2 separate regions of the Homo sapiens genome follow, and region 1 is linked to region 2. Evidence: read pairs that join two places in POLR2A ChIA-PET (ENCODE). Cell type or tissue: OCI-LY7. All regions are shown on one strand. Each heading gives the region's core, and the rest is flanking DNA. Links, peaks and the distances in the headings are about the cores only. Region 1 has its middle 22 kb from the start of GPR12. Region 2 overlaps WASF3 (WASP family member 3).

Evidence for each region. ChIA-PET counts read pairs that join two places held together with the same protein. Peaks named below come from ENCODE experiments on the same cell type or tissue, not always from the same donor. Only the 100,000 strongest peaks of a DNase experiment are listed, where the experiment ranks them.
Region 1: POLR2A ChIA-PET joins it to region 2 with 5 read pairs; 1 of 35 experiments calls an interaction of 5 or more read pairs at or near these places.

The regions. Positions count from the first base shown.
Region 1 is chr13:26,781,638-26,784,555 of GRCh38, forward strand. No RefSeq gene overlaps it. Among named protein-coding and RNA genes, the nearest start is that of GPR12, 22 kb to the left of the region's middle. In OCI-LY7, for the core only: no CTCF peak of the experiment used is centred there; no DNase peak of the experiment used is centred there.
Region 2 is chr13:26,662,664-26,665,581 of GRCh38, forward strand. It overlaps WASF3 (WASP family member 3), which reads left to right. Exons shown (of 10, transcript NM_006646.6): 4 at 2,365-2,499. Among named protein-coding and RNA genes, the nearest start is that of GPR12, 97 kb to the right of the region's middle. In OCI-LY7, for the core only: no CTCF peak of the experiment used is centred there; a DNase peak (open chromatin) is centred at 1,348; H3K4me3 peaks cover 1,683 bases; H3K27ac peaks cover 2,220 bases.

The DNA of each region.
Region 1 (2,918 bases), core at 171-2,670, 120 kb after region 2:
TCTGATGGGGGGTATGGCTGGAGCCAGTTATGGCAGAATGAAGAGAAGTCACTGTGGGACAGGCTGCTCTCACACATTTGGGGTCCCATGGAGGGAAATGAGGCTCACATCCTCTTGGAGGACCCCACCCAAGAGCACTGACTGCTAGGACAAGGGATTTTAGCCCAATGAGCTAAAGGTATATTGCTGAGGTGTAGGTGCTACAGGAGTGGCCAAAATGGAGAAGCCCAAGAATGTAGCTCACAAAAGAGCACCAAAAGAAAAATCAAGGAAGAAAGAATGCATTTGAAAGTCTACCAATGCAGAAGGCAATGGCAGACAAGGGGGAGTATAAACAGCACTGGCTAATCATGAAGGTCCTTTGTCACTATAACCTCCATACTCCTCCCTCCTCCCCCATCTCATCTCAACTTTGAAGGAGACAGAAGTTATAGGAAGGGGATGAAGGTGGATCAAAGAATGTTATAAGTCAAACCAAGCATACCCCTCATTTTCCTAACTCCTGTTCTCCTGAACTGTGGTTGGGTATGAAAAGGAAAGAGAAGAGGTTGCTGATTATTCCTGTTGTTGAGTAGTTGGCTATCAACCTAATTATCTTTCCTGATTGGGATACATTGTGCCTCCTAGATCCATGGATTCACATTGTTCATCCATTCTGGAAAATTATCTCTTTATATACTGCCTTTCCTCCATTCTTTCAATTCTTTCCTTCTGGAACTCTGATTAGATGTATCTTAGATGGTCTCATTCAATATTCCACATCTGTTATCATTTCTTTAATAGTTTCCACATCTTTAACTCTTGGCTATATTCTGGATAATTTCTTTGGTTGCAATTCCTAGTTCACAATTGTCTCTTCAACTGTATCTAATCTGCCATTTGACCCATTCACTGAGTTTTTATTTCAATTAAGATAATTTTGGTGTTGCTTCTAGAATTTAGATTTTTAAAACTCCATCTGATTATTTCTAATCATTTCTTGCTGTTTGATAACCTTTGTGGTTGCATTTCTAATTTCTTTTATCTCTAATATGTGGCTATTCTATATCTTCTATCTGATGATTCCAATGTCTACAGCATTTGGCTATCTAAATCTGTGGTCTGTTGTTTTTGCTAACTCTCTCAGTTACAGTACCTTTCTCTTGGATTGTAAGTGCACTGATCTTAATCTGTGTGAGTATTGTGGGTCTAAACTGCGGTTTCCAGAAGCTCTCCTGCAGAGTATTTGCTTTGACTTTTGCCAGAAGCCTGGGTGCAATCATCAGCTGAAGATTTGTTTAGCCCCTGTTGTGAATTTAGGCTCAGTTTGAGAGTCCCTGACTCCTCTTCTCAGCCCTTTTCTGACTTATCTCCCATACGACTGCTGCTATCAGTGATTGCTGAGAGGGAATCCTTCTCCTTCCTCCTAGCTTCCTGCCACCCTGGCCTGATCCCTTGCCCAGCAAGTGGGTGTTTGCAGAGCAGGGTCAGGGGCCAGGACTAAGAGTAGACAGAGCCTGGGAAACAGGGAGGTCCCTGGTGTAAGGGGGACACTGGTTACATTTTGGGAGTCAGGCTTGAAGAACCAGGAATGCCGAAAGTCAAAATGGCAAAGTTCATAGCCTAAATGGCCAAAGGTCAGGAGTTCAGGGCAGAGATCCCAGAGCATCTGATTTTCAGGCCCATGTTCTTTGCACTTCATGTGCATCCTGTGGTGGAGCTGGCCCTGTGACCATGACCATGAAGGTGCAGAACTGTGCAGATGCAGCTCCTGCCAGAGCAAATGTGCAGGAAGGCTGGGCGCATGATTACTGCCTCTCCAGGACCAGCCCTACACAACCTGCCTCACTCTGGGAGCCCCCAGTACACTGGCCTCACAGGTGTGTGCAATCCCATGAAATGTGCTGTGGAGCTAAGAAGAGCTTCTGTGCCATGTCAGATGGAGCTCCTCTGACACTCAGCAAAACTTGTGCTGGGAAAAGAGTCTCAGGTTGCCCCAGAAGGCTCCAAGGCCTTCAGTTCAATGGCAAGGTGTAGTCTCACCTGGAATTCATTTAATTAATTCCTTGGGGGGAAGCCAAGGATCCCCTCCAGTTTTGGGGTTCCCACAGCTGTTTGTTGAGTGAGGGTCCCACAGGAGCCCATACAAAGCCTGGGCTGAGCTGAGAGGTGACCTCGGTGGTCTTCAGTTGGCTGTGACTCAATCTTACTGTGGAACGTACATTTCCATAGAACTAGGGCAGAAGTCGTTGTCAGAGTCACATAGGTGCCTTGAGGAAGGAGCCAGGACTTGAGACCCTAGGGCTGATGGATTCTCTTTGCTACCTGAAGCACGTACACACCAAGTATGGGCAAGCTTGTCTATGGAATTAAATCTGAATGTTGATGATGAAAGTGAGAATAAAAGCATAATATGAATTTTATGTATTGCTAGGGATTTTTTTTCTCATAAGAAGGAAAACATGAGCATATTCGTAAATATAGTTTTCTTACATCAGGACAGATGGATATGACCATTTGAATAAGATTGGAACCTTAGCTCTTAAAGCAGGGGATCGGCTTTCTGTCTTTAACAAACTCAGATATGCAGAGGCCAGAAAAGTAGGATCATTGTAGTTAAAAACACGAGTCAGCCACTGAAAAGCATCTCTCTAAGCAGTTGGATTTCAGCTGATTTGGTAAATATTAATATAGCCCTGTGTTTCATTTACTCTTGGATGCATAAAGCATCAAGTCTTCTTTTTCTTATGAATACTCTAAATTAATTTCCTGAAGACAATTTTAGAAGCCTTGTTTTAAAACGTTTAGGGAAAAATGTCTACCAAGGTGATTATTCTGCAGAAAGCCATATTCCTTTTGATGTGTATCAAGGCATGTTTAACTTGACTCGGTAAGTAAGCATTGAGCACTCTGGACATGAGAAATACAACAGTGAGCAC
Region 2 (2,918 bases), core at 239-2,738:
GGGGCAAAGGCCAACAAAGTGTCTCTTGGATACTGTGTTCACTACCTGGGTATGGGATCATTCATTCCCCAAACTGCAGTCACTCAATATACCCATGTAACGAACCTGCACATGTACCCTCTGAATCTAAGATAAAAGTTGAAATTATTTTTTAAAAAACCGGGGAAAAAAGAAATGAAGTGCAGTGCACAGGGCCCTCTGTGTCATACACATACACATACACATACACATACACATACTTATTAGATTTTATCTTGAAATGACGAGGAGCAGTAAAGAATTTAAATAGAAATGACGTAGTCAGTTCTTTCTGTTAGATCATTTGGCAGCAGTGTGATGCATGGGTTCGGGGGTGGGAGGTGAATCTAAAAGCTATTGATGTAATTCAGGAGAGAAACGAGGGTCTGGGGCAAGATGGCGGTGGGTGTAGAAGGGACAAGACTTGGTGTTGAGTTAGCCGTAGAGAGAGGGAGCTGTCACAATGACACCATTTCTGGCTTGGGCTTCATTTTGGATGGTGGGTTCTTTTTAACATGGGGATGCAGGTTTGAGGTAAGGTGAAAAGGAGTTATATTTCAGCTTGTACAGGATTTGAGAATCTTAACAGACGTCAACATGGAGATGTTCAGTAGCTAGTTAGATAACAAGTCTGGAGCTCAGGAAGGTGTTCATAAAGCAATAAACGAGCATTAATTCTGGATGCTGCAGCTAGTTATAGTATTTTAAAATGTATATAGTTTGTGTGAAGGCTTTATTTTTTTGCCTTTGTGGAACCATTTTGCATATTATGGGAATGGGAACTGTTGACAGAATTTTAAGTGAACCCAGAAGACCATGCTGTGGATATTGAGCTTTAAGAGAAGCAATTTAATGCTTAGCTGAAAGCTGAAATCTGGGTTTTTCTCTCCTTTTTTGGTGGGGGATGGGGTACATGTTTATTGATTTATTCTTATTTTCTAAGAGGAATTCTTCTTGTTAAAACAGTTACACAGAATCTATGAAATTATACTAATTTTAAATTCATAAGAATTCATTCCCAGTGTCTAGGTGTAACCATTTAAGCAGTAAAATATTTTAGTCCATTTCATTAAGTAGATAAGAAATTATCGAGTGTTTCATGGCATGAAATAATTCATGAAGATTGCAGCCAAGGGAGTCCAGGGAGCTATGTGATAAAAGCAGAGAACTAAAAGTTAGAAGACCATATTTTTGTTTCATCTATTTCTGCCATGTACTAGCCATGGGATTTGGACGGATCACCTTTCTGATCCTCTGTTTAGTCAGCCAGAGAATGAAAACATTAACTTCCTGTTTACCTCCCGGGCTCACTTATTCATTGAACAGGTGTGTGCAGGAGGCATCACACAGGGCTAAGGCTAAAACATGGAACACACGGAGTTCACAGTCTCATGGATTATAGCAAAGAGTACAGAAAGTGGCTGTGAAAGCAGCGTATAAACTATAAAGCACCATGGGAACTTTAGGGTTATTCTTAACTCTAATGAAGTTTTCTTCCTGGGAGGTTCAGGTTCTCTCTCTCATTTGAGTGATAAACTGATAGAAAATGAAAATAAAAAGAAGTGGTAGGTATGTCTGTCAGAAAAGTTAAGGTGAGATGTGCCTTGCACACTCAGAGTAGGCAGCTATTTAATATTTGTTGCATGGATAAAGTAATGGTGTTAGGATTTGGAAATTCAGTGTAAGCAGATAATGATTCTTATCTTGCTTGCTGAATTTTCAGAAATGTTACATTTTAAGAAAAGTGGGAGTTATATCTGGCACTCAGAGGAATGTGGAAATGAGCCACGCAGAAAAATTTAACTCAGAATTCAAAATCTTGGTTTATAGAGAGTGCCTGAGTCAGCGCTATATACCTAGATTTCACAATATTAATTAGAAGAATTTAATGCCATTGGAAAGTGTTAGGCACAAATAAAATATCTAATGTTTCTGATTGTGAATGAGATAAAATCCCAGATTTAAAGGCCAACATGATAATTGAATTATCTTGAGGAATAAGTGAAAGTTTGGTTCCTGAGATTGTATTTACACTTAAAGCGTGAAAAATGAGAACTTAAGTTGCAGTTAGTGGGAAGCAACTTGAGCGATAGCTCATGTAGCAATAAAGATTCTATACTGTCTGGGATATTTTAAAATTCTACAACATTGAGTCAGTTTCAGATTTATATGAGTATCTCTAATAAACTTCAAAAGTTCTAAAGGCCTTGGACTGTGACACTTTATTTTCATACTCGTTTGCACAAAATCCCACATGTTGACAGGAATAAGCACTGGTGAGGATGTGTGAGGGCCGCTTCATCAGCTCCCTAACAGATGGCCTTCTCCATTCATTTTATTCTACAGGCAAACATGCTGAAGACATATTTGGTGAGTTGTTTAATGAGGCTAACAACTTCTACATCAGAGCAAATTCTCTTCAAGACAGAATTGATCGCCTTGCTGTCAAAGTCACCCAGCTGGATTCAACAGTGGAAGAGGGTAGGTAATTGCCTGAAAGCAGTGAGCTAGAAGTGATGTTGACAAGATGGTAGTAATTAATTGCAGTGTAATTACTGCTTTTTCCTTGGGATGGCATGCTGATATTTCATCTTGTCTTTCCTAGAAGAATAGCGAGGGGGAAAAACCTACAACTTTGTGTTAATTCACGATGAAAAGATTCATATGTGGTCTACCTCATAACTCTATACTCTTTTTTAAAAAATTACAAATATAGTATTTGTTTTAAAGGCTTCTTTGAATACAGTCAGTATTAGAAGCCCCAATTTAGGTTACTGACAGTTATTTTAAAAATAGTTTCTTACCTAAAACTTACAGAGCCACTCTAGAGATATGGTCCAACTGAGACAGTGTTACACATACCTTGTGTGACACAAGCACCTGGTGTTCTTAGGATTGAT